Linked DNA regions of Homo sapiens: region 2 is linked to region 1. A link is an interaction called in ENCODE POLR2A ChIA-PET data of the cell type or tissue named here. Cell type or tissue: OCI-LY7. All regions are shown on one strand. Each heading gives the region's core, and the rest is flanking DNA. Links, peaks and the distances in the headings are about the cores only. Region 1 overlaps SCRN1 (secernin 1). Region 2 overlaps PLEKHA8 (pleckstrin homology domain containing A8).

Evidence for each region. Peaks named below come from ENCODE experiments on the same cell type or tissue, not always from the same donor. Only the 100,000 strongest peaks of a DNase experiment are listed, where the experiment ranks them.
Region 2: POLR2A ChIA-PET joins it to region 1 with 6 read pairs; 4 of 35 experiments call an interaction of 5 or more read pairs at or near these places.

What each region holds. Positions count from the first base shown.
Region 1 is chr7:29,956,675-29,959,174 of GRCh38, reverse strand. The region is part of intron 2 of SCRN1 (secernin 1); the gene reads left to right. Among named protein-coding and RNA genes, the nearest start is that of FKBP14-AS1, 31 kb to the left of the region's middle. In OCI-LY7, for the core only: no CTCF peak of the experiment used is centred there; a DNase peak (open chromatin) is centred at 994; H3K4me3 peaks cover 312 bases; H3K27ac peaks cover 1,999 bases.
Region 2 is chr7:30,032,150-30,049,942 of GRCh38, reverse strand. PLEKHA8 (pleckstrin homology domain containing A8) reads right to left here. Exons shown (of 14, transcript NM_001197026.2): 2 at 4,742-4,858; 3 at 3,578-3,733; 4 at 1,987-2,111; 5 at 561-719. Among named protein-coding and RNA genes, the nearest start is that of PLEKHA8, 13 kb to the right of the region's middle. In OCI-LY7, for the core only: no CTCF peak of the experiment used is centred there; no DNase peak of the experiment used is centred there.

The DNA of each region.
Region 1 (2,500 bases), core at 1-2,500:
TTAATTGAAACGTCTATTGTGTGAGTGTCTCTGTTTCCCCTTTCACTGGGTCATATCCAGAAATAGTGTGTGCTGGAATGTGGATGGGGTGAAGTGACGGCATGAAGCTGATCTTTCTTTTCATTTTCGACGTAATCTCACAAAATAATGAAGGGCTTGCTCTGTGGAATTGTTTTTGTCTTTGGCTCTAGGTTCTTTTCGAGGCTCATGTTTTCTATCCTCCAACCTAACCTGGCAGGTGGTCCCTGAGAGAGTGGCAAGCTCAGGACAGGCGGATCCTTGGAAACCCCCTGATTAGCACTGGGCAGTGCTGACATTTAGAAGAATGCTTGCCCACACTCCAGCTCTGGGCATTCTTATATTGTTATGTGACTTGGGCACCCAGAAGTCACACTAGCTGACAGATTTATTTTATGAAAGGCTGGGTGGGAGTGGCCATGGGGCAGAAAGACCAATTGCTCATCTCTTTCCACAGTTCACTTTAATAACCAAAGGTGAGACCAGCACCGTCTCTGTAAAGATCCATCTTTTAAGTGGTGAACACTTGCCTTTTTTCTTTTTCTTTTCTAATAGAAATTAAGCTAGGAATTTTGACTTGGGGAACTAAATTGTTTTTGCCACACTGAAAGAAGATGTCAGGTGCTTTTTGGATATTTGTACCTAGAGAAACCTCTTTTGCTTCCTCAAATCCCACTTCTCTGGCTCATTAATAATGTGGCAGTTGTAAAGGTGGGTGGATTTTATATTTAAAAGTGGCTGTGGAGTTCATGTTCTAGATGGCTGACTTTACCAAGTTGAGCTAATTAAATTTTGTGTAAGTGTTCCTGATTTTGTGAGATCTGCTCCCAAAGTGGGATTTTAAGTAGCCAGTCTATCTACATGAGACAAGTGTGTTTACCCCTCCCCAACCCCACCTGGTTGTGATTAGCCAGATTTAAAACATAATGGAGCAGGTGTGAATGGCTGTCATAGAAGAGCCCTTATGAGGCCCGTGCTCTGTGGCCCGTGACAAAGATGCAGCAAGGGGCATGTGTTCCAGGCTCGGGGCCTGTGAAGGGATCTGGCTGCCTGGCTTTCGGTCTGGTGCTTAGGAGGGCTGATTGGGCCCATCTGGCTACTTGGGGATCCCCTTCCTTCCTCACCATTCCGAGTTTGGCCTGAAAAACATCAAGTTGGCTGCATATATTTTGAACTCCTGCAAAGACCATCTGGTCTTTTTGATTCAATTGTCAACATTTTTTTAATCAGGCAATCTGTATTAAGCCCTTGTAGTTCTGTGCCTTAATGACATCATGGCAGCTCCCCCACATGGCACAGCAGGGACCTCTCTGGACCATAGAGACCCTTCACATGCCCCTTCCTCTCTTAAGCCCTTAGCTCTGTCTGGAGTACCTTGATGGCTGGCCCATTTTTTAAGGTCAACCCAGATTTCTCCCACGTGATACAGCCTCTAGCGGACCATGCGGATGTGTTTCCTCATTTCTTTGGACTTTTACCTTCTGTGCTCCCTTAGAGCTTTGTAATTTCTCCAGCCATCCATTCAGCCACCGATCCAACAAAAGGCTTATTGATGCCTGATATATACCAGACTTGGGGCATGTCAGTGAACTAAATAACAAAGATATCCCCCTTCCCTCTTGGGGCTTACACTCTAGCTGGGGGAGATAGTATACATAAACAGTACATGTAATAAGTCCATCAGTTCTGTAGTATTTCAGAAGGGGATAAATGGAATGGAACGGCAAAGAGGAAAAGCAGAGCTGGGCTGGGTGGATCAGAAGGGCAAAGCAGGAGGCAGTGGCACGATGCTTCAGGAATGAAGCAGGCAGGCCTGGGAGACACTGAAGCTGGCCTGGGCTCGTAGGAATTTGTGTGCGCGCCTTTGCCTTCCTCCCCAGCCAAAAGGACAGGGCCTGGGCCTCCTCACTGATTTTCTGCTTGCAGCATTTAGCACAAAATGCTTTGCATGTAGTTGGTGTTCTGTAAATAATTGGGGAAATGGAAATGAGTGTGTAAAAATGAATTTGAAGACAAATAAACCATTTCCTAATTTTTACTTTTTTTCTGCCCTTTTAAAAACCTGTATGATAAATCTGTGCTTAAGAAGCTGAGATTCTTTTCCTATTTACTCATTGTTTTCAAGACAAAAGTTGCCACTGGCACTCAGTGCGGACAGGGGTTTTGGAAAGTGTTGGTCAATGCCTGGACTACTTTTTGACATAGAGTGCAATGTTAAGATGTAAACGTCAATTCCATTTAGAAGAGCACAGAGGAGCAGAGTTTGATTACTGCTCTGGCCAGCTTCGTGCTCTACAAGAATCATTTTTTTTTTAAATAAATAACTTTTGGGAACTGCATAGAGGGAAAATCTTGAGTATATTTTATTGTCAGTTTGCCATGAAAAATTCAAGAGTCTCTTGAAAACCTCTGGATATAATTAGTTTTCAGTTTGCAAATATTTATCAAGTAAAATGACATTATCCCAGTGCAGAGCAACACC
Region 2 (17,793 bases), core at 9,480-11,979, 81 kb before region 1:
GTCTTTGAGGATGTGTATGAGCTAATCCAGGAAAGAGAGGTGAAGAGCATTCCTGGCACTGGAAAACGGCACAAAGGAGTGGAAGGAATTATTAACACAAGCAATGAATATGTTCAAGCTAGGTGAAGACAGGGAAAGAGCTGGTAATGTGGGAAGGGGTTAAGAAGTTTTGACTTTAACCTACAGGCAATGAGGGAGCCACTGGAAACGCTTAGGTTAAGTGGTTCAATTTATACTGCATTAATAGAAATGTGGTTGACTGGAAGGGTCAGGCTGAAAGCAACTATTAATAGTTAGAAGACTATCACAACTTTAGGCAAGACTCACTGACAAGGGGTTGGAAAGAGGCTACATTAGAAACATGTTTAGGTGGTAAAATTGCCACAAATAACTGACTGGATATGGGGTGCTGAGGACAGATATAAAAAAAGGACGTAGAGCAAAGTCCATTAAAAAACTGTCTTTATAAGTCACTAAAGGGTAATAGAGAACATAACTCACTATAAACTTTGAAACTTTTCTTGATGCCTTGTTGCAGCCAAACTGAGCTGGACTTTTACCTTGCTGGACTTGAGCATGGCCAGCTGAGGTGATCCTGGTGGAGTGCGGTAGAGCAGCTCAGAGGTGAAGGCTGCATTTGCGATCTGCATGCATTCTTCCAAGGTCTTCAGAAAAGTATTACAGGTTGATTTCAGCAAAGTTCCCACATCAATTCCCTCCTACGAAACAACCAGAGTGGAAGACTCCTTTACCTTGCCAAAAAAGAAAAAGCCCAATTGTGGAATGTCCTTAGAGGTTGCCCACAAAATAATAATAATGTACCCACCTGCTGAAATATGTACATCAGTTATAAAAGAAAAGCCCAATTTATCTATTAATCAAGTAACTATCAGCACTATTTGACTTTCACCTACAAGCAATGAGGGAGCTGCTGAAAGCCTTAGGTAGTAAAGTGGTTCAATTTACATTGTATTAGTTGTAACTCCCTCAGTCATGACAACCAAAAGTATCTCTCCTTGAGAATCACTGCTCTAGACTATAAACTTCCCAAGAGCAGGACTGAAATGCTTTTTTGGTATCCTTCATCTTCCCTCCCCCTCCCCTCACAGTCTATCTCACACATATGAGGCAGCTGCTGAATGAGTAAGAGCACCCAAAAGGAAGTGAATGCAAGTGGGTTAAATCACCTTTTTTAGAAAAACTCGAAACACATGTACTACCAGTAGCATAGTGTTCTTCTACTACCTAATAAATGAAAATCTTTCATTATAATCTGCAGTTGCACTGTCAGATCGAAACTTCTTTGAAAGCAGAGCAGAGACTCTGGTTAATGTGAGCCATTCTATACATAGCTTAACACCAGAGAAATCTTTTAATATATGTTTTAAAATAAATGAATAATGACTGTATTAATAAATGCTAAAAATCACAATCCTTGCTGACAATGAAGAGAAAAAAAGCTGTGTCTCCATCTTTGAAAGCACTAGTCTATTCCAAAGCACAGTTATGATGGTAAAACAAAATACTGTTAGTCTCATAGATGCACATCAATGAAAGACAATAAGTTGGCATCTTAATAGCCATAGCTATAGAAATGGCTCTGCAAGACTGTAATTAACAAAACAATATAAACTGGAGAGAAACATATTTTAGTATGACAGTACTAAAGTTAAAGGTTCCAAATATTATCAATTAATTAATCCCTAATTTATTCCAGGAAGGAAAGCTATACACACGCATATGATGAAATGTACTATTGCTTCTCTTTGTTTAATTTTGTTACTTTTTTCCTCTATAAAATAGTAAATTCCAAGATAGTCAAAAAATTAGATGAGAGTAAACACCACCTGTAAGCAACGTCTGGTGCTTTTTAGGTATATTAGTAATATTAATAAAATAATATTTTACCTCAGAATTGGATATACTGGTAGTCACTTCTTTTATATTATTCATGTATATTAATAATATTAATAAATAATATTTTACCTCAGAATTGGACACACCAGTTGTGGTCACTTCTTTTGTTTTATCTACTTGCTGAACAAGGAGGTCACAGTAGAGTCTTAGTTCTGACATTTTGGTTTTCAAGTTTTCAGTGTTTTCAGCAAACTCTAAATGACAAAATGATGATAATGCAGTAACCAGAACAAACAACTGATTTACTAGTTAGGATACTATGCAGAAGAGGAATCCTTACTAGTTAGGATACCACACAGAACATATGCCCAAAGTCAAATCTTTAAAGTATGGGTTGCAAATGTGACAGGTGAAGACATAATAACAAGAAAAACCAGAAAAAGTAGATCTCCAGTCTTTCAAAGTAGTATACATTATTTATTAAGGCAATATACCGAATAATCACCAGTATACAAAGAAGGAGACAATATAGTCTGACCCACTCCTGTCAGAACTGGGAGCAGAGCTAAGGGGTTCAGAGTTTTGGCCTCAGTTCTGCCAGAGAGTTTTTCCTATCTATAAAATGGGGTCATAGCTGTTTACTTACTAATGCAGTGCTCTACTCTTACCTGGGAAAAACATTCTGCAGTGTCCAATTACCACTAAGAACACCGTTCATAATTTCAGCTGAGGACTGGTTTGGTATGCTGCCTTGTCAAGGCTAATGGCACCCAGCCATTATTATTAGCAATGCTCTCCAGTCACCCTGGCATCGAGGGCTCAGCTACAATTATTATCACTTTTCTGTTTCCTTCTTCATGAAAAAAAAAAGTGCACATTACTATCTGCTCTGAGTCAAAGCCAACAGCTTCTAGAATTTATTACCAATTTAGCATTAAAAGAAGAGGCCAATTTATGAATCTACGTGAAGAGTTAAGCACAACTGCCACACCTGTCATGAGAGATGTTCCCTGGAACACTTTTTCCCATTTCACCCCACCCTAGCTCATCTCTTCAGGGTACATTTAGGGCCATGGGGCAGGGAAGGTAGCAACTAGGACCCAGGCAGTAAGCCCTGGTATTCTTGCCCCAGTCCAAAGAGAAAGCTGGGCCACAGTTCTCTGGAGAACTTAACAATGTCCAGTGAATGAGCATTAAGCAACAGGAACCTGACAATTAAGCATCCATCCCACCCCAGAAAAAAAGGGAGGAGGAGCAGGGTGTTGCTACAGAAAACACCCTGATCCAAGGCTTATCTGGCTCAACTACTCCTCACCAAAGGTCAAGTTTGGCCACAGACTGGATACTCCACCATTTTATCATCACTAATTCTCATGGTAATCCTCCTAAGGTAGGATCTATTACCTCTTTTTAAAAGATGAAGAAACTAAGAGTAAGAAAGGTTAAGTGACCGATGCCAAGGTTATACAGTCAATAAACTGCAAAGCCATCATGTGTACCCAGCTGTGTTTGGCTCCAAAGCCTGCATTCTTTGCACTATGCTATGCCAAGAAAGAAGAGTTAGATATGGACCCTGGTTTAAATTATACTAAGATACACAGCATTTGCATGACACAAAAAGCTGGCTAGGTGGTCAGAAGCAAGATAACAAATAAGGGAAATCAGAGATGCCAGTGGGTGATTCCCAAGGTTTCCACAGCAAAGGACAATCAGTACTTGCCTTTCTCCTTCTGGGTCCTACTGTCAGTCAGGCAAGCCTTGGCTGATCCCAGGGCCACCAGCCACCGCTGTCTTTCAGCCACACTTCTGGCCTTCAGGTAGAAATACTGTTCCCCAGGGATTATCAGGTCCATGCGTGTATTATCTACAGAATGAACTGGGAGCAAGACAGAGGGAGATCAGAGACTCAGAAGAGCCCTGTCTGGGTAGCCTCCAACCCACCCAACTTCTTGAGCTTAATTGATGGCAGTCATTGAAGGCTTCTTCCCAAAGAGGATGCCAGTCATTACCTCTCCTAATTCACACAAAGTTCTGTTTACTTATCTCATCTTAGATGTCTCTGTTAATCAAGAGGGAAAACCTTGCAATTGCCTCCAAGGCATCACAAAAACTTCAGCCCAAACAAGAATCACCAATTTAACTTTTCAGTTAAACTGATCTCTTATCAGAATAGAGAAGGAATCTTTCTTTCAGTGGGTGTGTGTGTTAAGTAGGCTGCTCTGAGGCCAAGAAACAAGGGTATGTTTTTTATCTCCTTGGATTTATTGGGAAACAATCAAAAATACAATCTTTTCCATCTTCTACTTCCCTTGAAAAGTCAGACCAAAAGTGTGAGAATTTTCTCAGAGGCCTTTAGGAGAAGAAACAAGCAAACCAAAGTCTTTCACCCACATCCACTACCTAAATTCCCATTTAATCTGTTTTTCTTCCGAGCCACACCTTCTCAGCATGTCTCAAGACAAAAACAAGAAGTAAAGACTATTTGAAAGTCTGTTAAGTTTTTGCTTGTTTTGTTTTGGTGGAGGGTGTGTGTGTGTGTGTCCATCCTGATTTAAACACAAAAGTGTTTGATGCTGCAGTAAAGACTTTAAGTTTTGCTAATAGCCACTGGTCCCAAGTGAGCAGGTCACTAAGGAATGAGTGCTAGTTGAGTAGTGAAACACGTTGCTCTCATTTATTTTGACCACCTCTTAGCCAATCTCCTCATAAAAGCTGGCTACAGTTTTGGGTTGTATTTGCAAGGCTTTCTTTTGACACATAACACTATGTCCCTTGGTCTGTATTATGGGAGCAGCAGAGAAAGGTATGCAGGGGCCAGGGGCTTTTTTGTTTTTGAGGGAAAACAGAAAGAAAAATAAAACTTGCAAGTTGCTTGATTTCTCACCTTGAATTTCACAGACTGCCATTTGTATGCTCCCTTTGCAACCTTTCCAGGCATCTTCAGGAGAATCATAATAGGACAATATTCCCCCACAGAGAAGGAACCATCGAGGCTGCCAACCTGAAAACAAAAGCAAGAGCATCATTGCAATTACTGCCTGTGTATGAACTACCTCCCAAGATACAGAAATAGAGCCTAACATAGGATACTGGGTTAGCTCCAAGGAGCTTTACATTGCCAGGGATATTCTAAGAGAAAGAATTAAGTTAGAAAGACCTGTATGTTTTATCCCATTTTTGTAAAATTAAAAATGCCCAAAGAAGTATATATTTTTTAGTCACAGGATTACAGAAGTCTGGAAGGATAAGCAACAAGTACACTAATGACTCTCTAGGTAATAGGATTTACAGAAATAAATGAGATGTGTATTCTATTTCTTTCCTAATACAGTACCAGTAGTCTGTGATTTTTACTTTTTCTAAGACGAATAATTAGGATGTCCTGAACATACTGTTATCACATGCTTGCCTTCCTCTCTTCTAAGAAAAATTATCCAAAACTTAGAAATAAGGCAACAAAGATGACAAGGTCCTTTCAACAAATGTCATAGAGAGTGCCAACTAAGAAGCCTGTCTAGAATCCTATGACCCTTAGGAAAAGGTAACGTGTTTGACTTATTCTTTAGTATTGATCCATTGAAATGAGTTATCTTAAAACATTCAAGGCTTAACTACATTCACTTCAATATTGGAGAATTTCAGGGGACAAACCATGTGTAGTAGAAATACGCATCTTATCTAGTCCTCTCACACACCCTATGTTCTAGTCAAACCACTCATTTGCTGTATTTCTGTCTCTGAACTTTTGCTCCAACTGGATCTCTTCATAAAATGTCATCCTGGCCAGGCGTGGTGGCTCACGCCTGTAATCCCAGCACTTTGGGAGGTCGAGGTGGATGGATCATGAGGTCAGGAGATGGAGACCATCCTGGCCAACATGGTGAAACTCCATCTCTACTAAAAATACAAAAATTAGCTGGGCGTGGCGGCAAGTGCCTGTAATCCCAGCTATTCAGGAGGCTGAGGCAGGAGAATCGCTTGAACCCGGAAGGCGAAGGTTGCAGTGAGCCGAGATCTTTTTTGAGACTCCGTCTCAAAAAAAAAAAAAAAAAATCATCCCTGACTATCTCTGCGTAAACCTTGTTTTCTCAGTCCTCCTCAGTCAGATGCAGTTCTTTTCTTTCTCTGAAATGCCACAGCCCTTTAGGGATACATTTCTCTCATAGGACTGCCATGGCTAAGGAAGCCAGAGAGAAGGCAGAGCCCCAAGGGCTGCTCAGCTACAGACATCTGATGGGCCCTTGGGGTTTGACTCACACAAACCAAGTGGGCCGGACACCAATGGTATCACTTTATTACGTTTTAATAGGAGGCTACTGAACTTCCTGGAGCACCCCCAGCCCAAGATTATGGAACAAGGAACTACACCGTAATCAGAAGCCTGAATAGTCAGCACTAAATCTATGTGAAGGAGTTGGGTAGGTAGGCAACATATTTTGCTCATCATTTACTTAATCAGGGTCTGCTTTTCCAGAAAGTGCAATACTCAGGACTGCCAGGTACCATGTCTCTTACTTCTTTAAATAAAACTAAATAAACACTAATTCCCAGCATCCACTCTCCCATAATATCTGAACTTATCTTCTCACCAAAGATAAGTAATCTTTTCTTAAACTATGGCTTTTGCTCTTATTATATTTTATATGGAGGACTTCCTTCCCAGAGACCTAGACCCTTTATTGCAGGTCAGGAACCCTTAGGCCTTATCTCTACACTAGCACAAATCAGTTCCTGGCTGGCAAACTTCTTGGGATGAACTTGTAAATTTTTATTTCAGAAGGTGATGCTGGCAGGGCACGGTGGCTCACAGCTATAATATTAACTACTTTGGGAGGCCAAGATGGGTGGATCACTTGAGGCCAGGAGTTCCAGACCAGCCTGGGCAACAATGGCGAAACCCATCTCTAATAAAAATACAAAAATTAGCCGACAGTGGTGGCATACACCTGTGGTCCCAGCAGGAGGTTGAGGTGAGAGGACTGCTTGAGCCTGGAAGGTCGAGGCTGCAGTGAGCCATGACTGTGCCACTGCACTCCAACCTGAGTGAGAGTGAGACCTTGTCACAAACAAACAAACAAAAAAGGTGATGCTTCTAGACCTTGGCTTCAAGTTCTACAAAAACTCAACTGTGAAGGCCACCACTCCTGTACAAACATTACAACCTGGAAAACCAAATCAATCCTCAGACTGTATCTTGTTGGGCACAGAATCAGTGCTCCAGGAGTCAGACATTATTGGTGATGTTTCAGCCCTTTGCAAAAGTGTTTATTTATATCTTAGGCCACCTCCCCTCACTGAAACAGAAGAGTCAATTTCTGAGAACCTGAGAAAAGGAAGAGGTCTTTGAAATCACACAGTCCAACCAGCACATTTTATAGATAAGGAAACCAATCCCAGGTAAATTAAGTGACCTAATTAGGGTCACAAAGGAAGTACACAACAGAGCTGGGAAGAAAACTCTATCTTTCTGTACTGCCCCTTGAGGCACAAAAGCTCCCAAACCTTGGCTCCCCATTCCCAGAAAGCTGTCCTGGTATAGAACAACAGCATCTTTTCACTCCCATGACGCTGGCTGGTGTGAACAGCTCAACTCCCATGATGCTGGTTGGTGTGAACACTCCCCAAATCCACCATGACTTTTGTGTAGAAGGCATTTAGAACAGCCTCAATTACTGTATTTTATCAAATTTAAGACCCATCTGTATTTGTGAGTGTTATCCAGAGAAAAAGAACCAGTAGAGTGTCAGGGTGTCTGTGTAAAGATATTATAAGGGTGTGTGAGTGGGTATGTGTGCATGTAATGAAATTTTAAGTAACTAGCTCATGTGACTAGAGACTGAGAAGTCCCAAGATCTGCAATCAGCAAGCCAGGAGAGCTCACGGTTAAGTTCCATGCTAGCAGGCTCAAGACCCAAGAAGAACCAATGAAAGCTAGAAAAGGCCAATGTCTCAGCTCAAGGCAGTCGCAGGAGGAATTCTCTGTTACTCAGTCTTTTTGTTCTCTTCAAGTCTTTAACTGATTGGATAAGGCTCATCCACATTAGGAAGGGCAATCTACTTTATAAGGTCTATTGATTCAAATGTTAATCGCCTCCACAACATCCTTACAGATCCAACCAGAATAAACCATCACATCATCAATTTTAAGACACACCATTATTTTACATGACACAAGAAAGAAAAAAACTCTACCAATTAAACAATGACATAGCACAGGTTCTAAGATGCTTCTTGATTTCAGAGTTGTTGAAATGTGAAAAAAAAAGAGTGTCCTAAAACTGAAAAAAATGTACTAAACTAGTTTTATCTTACAAGAATCTGAAAAATGTTGAAGAGCAGCTCTCAACCCCACCCAAAGCACAGCTGCAGTAAATTTTGAAAGCAGCTTGAAGGCTGGGCTCCGTGGTTCACTCCTGTAATCCCAGCACTTTAGGAGACTGAGGCAGGACAACTGCTTGAGGCTGGGAGTTCAAAACCAGCCTAGTCAACATAGTGAGACCCTGTCTCAACAAAAAATTTTAAAAACTAGCTGGGCAAGGTGATGCACCTGAGGCAGGAGGACTGCTTGAGCCTAGGAGTTCGAGACTACAGTGAGCTATGATCACGCCACTGCACTCCAGCCTGGGTGAGAGTGAGACCTTGTCTCAAAAAAAAAAAAAAAAAAAATGTAGCTGGTAAATTATAATAGCAACTGAAATATTACCTTCCTTATAACAGGTTCTGTATTTACCTAGGGTAGGTTATAATTATACAAGGGATGTTCAATATATGGCAATTTTATTCTGTCCTTTGTAACTACACAAACTGTGACCAAGAAAAACTTTTCTTATAAGCACAAAATTCTTGCAGTTTCAAAAGGCACAGTAAGAGACCAGAGAAATCTCATTCCTATTAGACAAAATTTAAATGCAGAGTGATGGAGAGAGTTCAGATTAGTATTAGGACACACTGGTCTTTCATAATGTCCAGTGCTGGGAAACTGGGATACAGCCCAGGAATGATGAATTGTAGAGAAAAGAGGCATGGATGAAAAAGAGACCATTAATCCAGTTTCTATTTTAAATTAATCTGCAGTTATCTCAGAAATGATCAGTCAAGGTAACTAAAGGGCAGATGAAAACTGTTGGTCTGTACTACTCCCTGCTCCCTTAGATGACCACTAGACTATCTTCCTATCCAATCTCCACCCTCTTTTATGCCATCCTCTATTACAGATGCAATGTGGTATCACCCAAATTCCCTGCTGGGAAGGATTAGACATAAAACTTCAATGAGCAGGGGAGAGTTTTAGCTCGTATTAGCTATCATTGCCAGGGACGGGGTAGCGGGTAAAAAAAAAAGAGTATTTAAATACCAATTTCATACGCTTTGTATTATCCTGGATTGTTTCACTACAGAAAGCATACTTGACATTTATTTTTGGCAATCCAGCATTTACCTAGTACTTTTCCATTGATGAAAACTCCCTTCTTCACACTCCAACCATGAGGTTTGGGTGGGGGTGACCAGCTCCAGGGTGGGTATGTGATTTAGGCCTAAATGAAGCTTCACATCCCCTATCCTCAATGATAGTTCCAGAATGGGCAAGTGGCCCAACCGGAGACAATTCTGGGACTTTTGCTGGGACTGGGGAAAGGCATAAAGAAATGGGGACTGTTTCTTTTTTCTTTGGTCTTAAGAATGTTAGCCTGCAGCTGCCTGCAGCAGTTTGCCATCACATGGGACCTAAACATGATTCACACACAAAGGGAAATGGAACTGGAAGGATTTGAGGGACAGAAGGAGAAGGAAGAAAATCTGGATGACATTGTTTGAACCCCCTGATCAGCCCACATCATTCCTGAAGGTAAGACACCCCCTAGATTTTTCCATTAAATGAACCAATAAATATCCCTTTTTACTTTAAGCCTGTGTGAACTGGGTCTTTCTGCAAACACAAAAGCTCTAAACTATCACATGATCATCTCACTAAACGTACAAAAAGCACTTGACAAAAATCTAACACCCTTTCATAATAAAAACACCTAACAAACTTAGAAGAGAACTTCTTCAACCTGATAAAGGCATCTACAAAGAACCCATAGTTAATGTGTATAAGGTGAAAAACAGGATGCTTCCCCTCAAAGATTGGAAACAAGACAAGATGTTTGCTTTTACCACTTCTAGTCAACATTGTACTAAAGGTTCTAGCCAAGGCAATTAGTCAATAAGTGAAATAAAAGACATCTAGATTGGAAAGAAAGAAGCAAACCTAGCTCTTAGTCAATAAGTGAAATAAAAGACATCTAGATTGGAAAGAAAGAAGCAAACCTAGCTCTACTCACAGACATGCTCTTATATATTTAAACAAAAACAAAATGCAAGGAAGCCACTAAAAAAAACCTATTAGAATAAATGAGTTCAGCAAGGTGATAGGATACAAGACTAACATACAATTAAAATTGTATTTCTGTACAGTTGCAATGAAAAATCTGAAAATGAAAGTTAGAAAACAAATCCATTTACGATAACATCAAAAAGAATAAACTACTTAAGAATAAATCTTATTTTATTTCATTTTAGTTTACTTTGAGACAGAGTTTCACTCTTGTTGCCCAGGCTGGAGTGCAACAGCGTGACCTCAGCTCACTGCCATCTCCGCCTCCCGAGTTCAAGCGATTCTCCTGCCTTAGCCTCCTGAGTAGTGGGGATTACAGGCGCCCGCCAGCACACTCGGCTAATTTTTGTATTTTTAGTAGAGACGGGCTTTCATCTTGTTGGCCAGGCTGTTCTCGAACTCCTGACCTCAGGTGATCCACCCACCTCGGCCTTCCAAAAGTGCTAGGATTACAGGTGTGAGCCACCGCACCTGGCCAAGAATAAATTTTTAAAAATAAGTTTTTCACTGAAAACTACAAATCATTGTTCAAAGAAATTAAAGATTTAAAAACCACTATTCCAAAACTGCTACCAGCTTATTCTTTTCTCACATAGTGCAAACGCCTTTCTACACTTAATGAACAAACTGTGTAAAATTTACTTTTAAAAAATCTTAGCCAAAGGACTTTTCAGTTCAATTAATGTTGAACAACACGTTTTCAATGAGCATAATTTTCTTCAAGAAATGCACTTATATTTGGATCTAAACTGGCATACCTCATGTTAATTTTACACTAAAATTTCTTTTTTTTTTTTTAATTTCCCAACAGCAACCACCATTTTTAAGTCAAAATTTCTAAATGGAGATGTTCCTGTTCCCTTAAAGATCCAAACCAAAAGTAATTACTTGTGAGTCAAACCCACTTCTGACTAGAAAGTACTGTAGCTTCCCTTCATTTTTCTTTCAGCAGCCTTGTGACAAGTGGCTCATCCAAACACATCACTATGAAAAACTGTACTCCATTAAACAGACACTTAAAAGTTTTAAAAATTACATAAAATAAAATTCATTATTTGGCGAACAATTCTGAGTTTTGATAAATGCATAGTCCTTTAATAACCACCGCAATAATCAAGATACAGAAAATTCCATTCTACCAAAATTGTCCCCAAAATTCCCTTGTATTACTCCTTTCTGATCAAGCCTTCCCCTCTCCCTTTACCCTTGGCCAACCACTGTTGTGCTTTCATTTTAAGTTCAAAATATTTCCCAATTTTCTTGGAGACCTTCTCTTTGACCCACGAGCTACTCTGAAGTGTACTGTTTAATTTCCTAATATTTCAGGGGATTCTCTACATCTGTTACTAATCTGTAGTTTACTTCTATTAAAGACACAGAACATTCTTTTAACAAGTTTTGGCAAGGTTTCTATTATAGCTCAGAACATGGTCTATCTTGGTGAATGTTCCATGTGCATTTGAAAAAAATGCAATATTCTACTGTTGTATTTTGTTCAGTTTTTTATTGTAATCATTACAATGGGCTTATTACATCTTGGCCCAATAATGACTCTTAAATAAACAACTAGTAGAATGCCTACTAGTTAGCCTCATGCTAGAGTGTATCATTCTGCCTTTAAGTCCGCCACAGTTCCTTCAGAACTTTTGCCTTAAAAATTAAGGTGTTCTAGGAAAGCAGAAGTTCATAATCTTACTGTTTAACAGGAAAAACAATTAAAAATTTAACATATTGTGAATTTTTAAAATCCTTAAGAGGGGGTTGGGGGAGGAAGAGGATCAGGAAAAATTAATGAATGCTGGGCTTAATACCTAGGTGATGGGATGATCTGTACAGCAAATGACCATGGCACACATTTATCTATGTAACAAACCTGCACATGTACCCCTGAACTTAAAGTTCAAGACTAAAAGAAAAAAAATCCATAAGAACTACTGTTGTGTAGAAATGCAGAAAAAAAAAATGAAAAGGGACTATTTAAACTCTTTCTAGAAAAGTTAGCCAAAAGTAAAGAAAAAAAGTGAAGGAAAGGTGCTTTTTCATTAACAATAAGAGGAAAAATTAGTGACCATAATAAAGGGGGAACAGAATGGGAGAAAGAAAAGGTTAAGTCCCTAAACTTCTTTCAGCTTTAGTTTCCTTTTCTACAAAATTTCAGCTGGAGTTTAGATGATGCCTAGAAGTCTCTCTCAGCTTTCAAAACCTATCCTAATACAAAATAACAGAAAACTCCCATCTTTCCCAGAATCTGATTCAAGAGATAGTAACTGCCAGGTACAGTGGCTCATGAGGCAGAAGGATCAGTTGAGGCCAGGAGTTCAAGACCAGCTTGGGCAACATAGCGAGACCCTGTTTCCAAACAAATTTTTTTAAATAAAAACAGAGAAAGTAACTAATGCCAAGAAAAAAAAAGTGAAATTAAATGTCTTGATAGGACTGACAATCTGAAATGTTGAGTCAAGACAATTTATTCATTATAAATTATGGTTTCTACGTTCATAACCCATATATATTATCATATCATATATTATGTATGCTATATAGATATGTTAATAGTGAAATAATCTACCATTTTAAATTGAAGCAAAGCAGAGCAATTAATTTGCTACCCCTGACCTCCATAGCCTTGGTGTTTTCCAATATCCAACCTAAGCGCTCAGCCACACCTCATCCCATTAGAGCCCTCCCCCACTCAGCTTCTCTAGGGGAGTTCCAGACAGGGATGCGGACAGCAAAGCCTTGGGTTCCTCTGCCAGGTCAGTCAGTTAAGAGTTCTGTTGTAGCTAGGGAGGAGGGAAGAATGAAGAAACACTCCTCATTGTAACAGTTACCCAAGCATTAGCTAAATTATAGGCTTCTTAATTTACCATTAATTAATTCACAAAGCATTTTCTGAGCAGTTGTAGTTTGCCAGGTTTGGAGATTTAGAGAAAAGATCCCAGCCTCAAGGAGTGACAGACTACTGGAGAGTCTACCATGTAGATGGTAAGAAGACTATAATTACAATAGATTATATCAAATTCTCTTTAAAACCTTCTGCTAGAAGATGTAGGTCACCTCTCCTGTGCACTTTGAGCTACCAAACTAAATATTTATTTGTTCTGCACAGTGCTTCTCATATGTCCTACCAGCACCTTAAAACAACGGAGTGAGGAAACCATGGTTTAAGTTCAGACTCATAACATCCAGGTATGTCATCTTAAGGACACTACTTAATTCCTCTGGGCATTATTTCTCTATCTAATCTATCTATCTATCTATCTATCTATCTATCTATCTATCTATCTATCTATCTATCTATTCTATCCTATCCTATCTACCTGAGACAGAATCTTACACTATCTATTTGTGACAGTCTTGCTCTGTCACCCATCTATCCATCTATCTATCTGAGACACAGTCTCACTCTATCTATCTATCTATCTATTTATTTATTTGCAACAGAGTCTCGTTCTGTTGCCCAGGCTGGAACACAGGTGTGATCTTGGCTCACTGCAACCCCTTAGCTCACTGCAACCTCCACCTTCTGGGTTCAAACGACTCTGGTGCCTCAGCCTCCCAAGTAGCTGGGATTACAGTCGTGTGCCATCACGCCCAGCTAATTTTTGTATTTTTAGTAGAGACGGGGCTTCACCATGTTGGCCAGGCTGGTCTCAAACTCCTGGCCTCAAGCGATCTGCCCATGTCGGCCTCCCAAAGTGTTGGCATTACAGGTGTGAGCCACCATGCCTGGTCTACAATGGAATTTTAATTAAGAATATATGGCCGGGCGAGGTGGCTCATGCCTGTAATCCCAACACTTTGGGAGGCCAAGAAGGGTGGATCACGAGGTCAGGAGTTCAAGACCAGCCTAGCCAACATGGTGAAACCTCATCTCTACTAAAAATACAAAAAAAAATCAGCCGGGCTTGGTGGCAGGCGCCTGTAATCCCAGCTACTTGGGAGGCTGAGGTAGAGAACTGCTTGAACCCGGGAGGCGAAGGTTGCAGTGAGCCGACATTGTGCCACTGCACTCCAGCCTGGGCGACAGAGCAACACTCCATCTCAAAATAAATAAATAAATAAATAAGTAAATAAGAATATATAAAGAGCTCTCACAACTCAATAATAAAAAGAACAATTAACTTTTAAAAATAGGTTAAAGATTTGAACAGACACTTCACAATGGAAGAGACAGCAATGGCCAATAATTATATGAAAAAGAATCCATGAGGAACCACAATTTGCAAATAGAAAGCTGAATACACAGAGACTAAATTTTCTGGGCATCATTAATCAAAACAGTGATCTAATTAACCTACCCTTAAAGTGAACTATGAACCTGCCTGGTACACAGTGGAGCATGTCTGCAGAGTGTCTGACACTAATGGGCACGACCCAGAAACTGCTAACAGTAAGCTCAATATCCATTACATATTCTTAACAAACCTAGGTACAGCTATTATTATTGCTGTCATTTTAAAACTGAGACTCAGGAAGATTAAGTAACTTGCTCAAGGTATTAGCACTACTAAGTAGTGGGGCAAAAGTTCAAACTCAGGGCTCTCTGACTCCAACCTTTTACACTTAAGAATTGGTGCAATGCTGGCTTGTGACTTTATCACTGAAACCATAGATTACATCGTAAAGAGTTGAGTATTGAATATCTATGTGAAAAAAAAAAGCTGTACTCTTACCTCATATCGTACACAAAAATTAATTCAAAATGGATGAGAATTAAATGTAAGCACTAAAAACTATTTTTAAAGCCTTAAGGGTAAATCTTCATGACCTTAGGTTTGGCAATGGTTTCCTAAGATAATGTAACACCAAAAACAAACAAGAAAAGAAAAAATTGATAAATCAGACTACATCAAAATTTAAAACTTTTGTGTTGCAAATGATACCAGGAAGAAAATGAAAAAGACAACCTACAGAAAAGAAAATACAGTTGATCCTTGCATACCATGGGTTTGAATTTCAACCGTGCACATGCGGATTTTCTTCCACTTCTGCTACCCTGAGATAGCAAAACCAACCCCTCCTCTTCCTCTTCCTCTGCCTCCTCAATGTGAAGACAGCAAGGATGAAGACCTTTACAATGACCCACTTCCACTTAATGAACAGTAAATGTATTTTCTCTTCCTTATCATTTTCTTCATAACCCTTTCTTTAGCTTACTTTATTGTAGGAATGCAGTATACGACACATATGACATAACATATGTGTTAATTGTTAAAGTTATTCATAAGGCTTTTGGTTATTCGCAGGCTACTGGTTAAGATTTTGGGGGAATCGAAAGTTACATGCAGACTTTTGACTGTGGGGATTGGTGCCCCAACTCCTGCATTATTCATGGGTCAACTGTATTTGCAAATCATCTATCTAACAAGGAACTTATATCCAGAATAAAGAACTCTTGGCCGGGCACAGTGGCTCACACCTGTAATCCTAGCACTTTGGGAGGCCGAGGCAGGCGGATCACCTGAGGTCAGGAGTTCGGACCAGCCTGGCCAACATAGTGAAACCCCATCTCTACTAAAAACACAAAAAATTAGCCAGGCATGGTGGCACACACCTGTAGTCCTAGGTACTCAGGAGGCTGAGGCAGGAGAATTGCTTGAACTCGGGAGGCGGAGATCACACCACTGCACTCCAGCCTGGGTGACAGAGTAAGACTCTGTCTCAAAAAAAAAAAAAAAAAAAAAAAAAAAAAAAAGAAACCTCTTACAACTCTGTAATGAAAAAATAACCCAAACAAATGGGCAAAAAATGCAGACATTTTTCCAAATAGATATACAAATGGATAATCAGCATATAAAAAGATAATCAACATCATTAAGTCAGAGAAATATAAATCAAAACCATGAGATATCATTTCACATCCACTACTAGGATAGCTATACTAAGACGATAATGAGGTTGATGAGAATGTGAAGACGGAAACTTCTTTGATTACTGACGAGAATGTAAAATGGTGCAGTCACTTTGGAAAACTATTTGGTAGTCTCTCAAATTATTAAATAAAGAGTTATCATAGGACTCCAGCAATTCCACTCCTAGGTATTATAGATATCCAAGAGAAATGAAATCATGTCTATACAAAAACTTGTACATGAGTGTTCACAGCAGTGTTATTTCATAATAACCAAGAAAAACAAAAACAAAAAGAACAGCCCAATCCAAATGTTCTTCAACTGAAAATGGATAAACTAAATATGGTATACATATACAATGAAATATTATTTGGTAATAAAAAGGAATGAAGTTCTGATACATGCTATCCAAAAAAAACATTATGCTACGGGAAAGCAGCCAGCCACAAAAGACCACATATTATATAATTCCATTTATATAAACTGCCTAGAAGAGGCAAATCTGTGCAGACAGATTAGTGGTTGCCAACAGTGAAGGGCAGGTGTAGGTGTAGGAGTGACTGCTAATGGGTACTGGGTTTCTTTCTGGGATAATGAAAATGTTCTAAAATTGATCATGGTAATAGTTACACTTTTTATATATACTAAAATCACTGACTTGTACATTTTAAATGGATGAATTTTATGGTTTATGAATTATCTCCATAAAGATGTTAAAATGTTAACAACAACAAAAAGGGTTGACCAGTGGTTGTGAAACCAAGAATCCTCATACTCCAGATGTCTTCCTGGTACTGTTTACACAGCACTAGTATATATAGTATATAGGGCAAGAGTCACCTTCCTCCACCTGAGGGGAAACAAAATTATAGCACATCCTTAATGAAAACCATCTGGCCAGTATGATGCAGGCTTTTGTTATTTTCAGAATGCAGTAATGCAATGTGCTTGAGCTTTAACCTGCTGGAGAGGCACAAGCAGCCTTCGGCTGGCTGGAGTTCACAACAGCAGCCCTCCTATCAGCTGAGTGGGCAGGAAAAGGACCTAAAACTACAAAGTAGAAAGCACAGGTTAGAAAATTTCCTCGTGGCAAAACATATGCACAACATTGGGCAGTCAAAGCTTTCTTCACTTCTGAATTCCTCCCCACTTCCCACCCCCGAAATAGTCTGCTATTCTAGGTCAAACATACTTTAAATATAGGTACATTATGAATCAGCTAGAATTACATAATGATCAAGCAAGAAGGACCTTTAAAAGTATTGTCTAATGGAGCACTGACTCTGAAGCCACTTAATAAGTGGCTGTGTGACCTTCAGCAAACCCACGTCTCTATATCTCAGTGTCTTCATCTGGAAAATGGGCATAATAAAGGCAACTGTTTTTTGAAATTGCTGCAAAGACTGAGTTAATCCATGTAAAATGTTTAGAAAAGTGCTTGGCACATTGTAAGTACTAATAAATTTTTAACAGTTCTTACAATTATAAACTAGTAAATCCCATTATTTTAAATGGAGGAAGATACTAAGGCTCAGGATGCTAAAGTGACCCTGCAGTTGGCAGTAATAGGGCTGTTTGCCAGGCTTCAGGTCTCTCTGACTCCTGAACCAGCGTTCTAGAGTATTAATGTGTAGCCCTACATGTATAATACTCCTTGACTAAATTTTAGGTCTTGAAAGACACAAATAACAAACACAGTGCTTC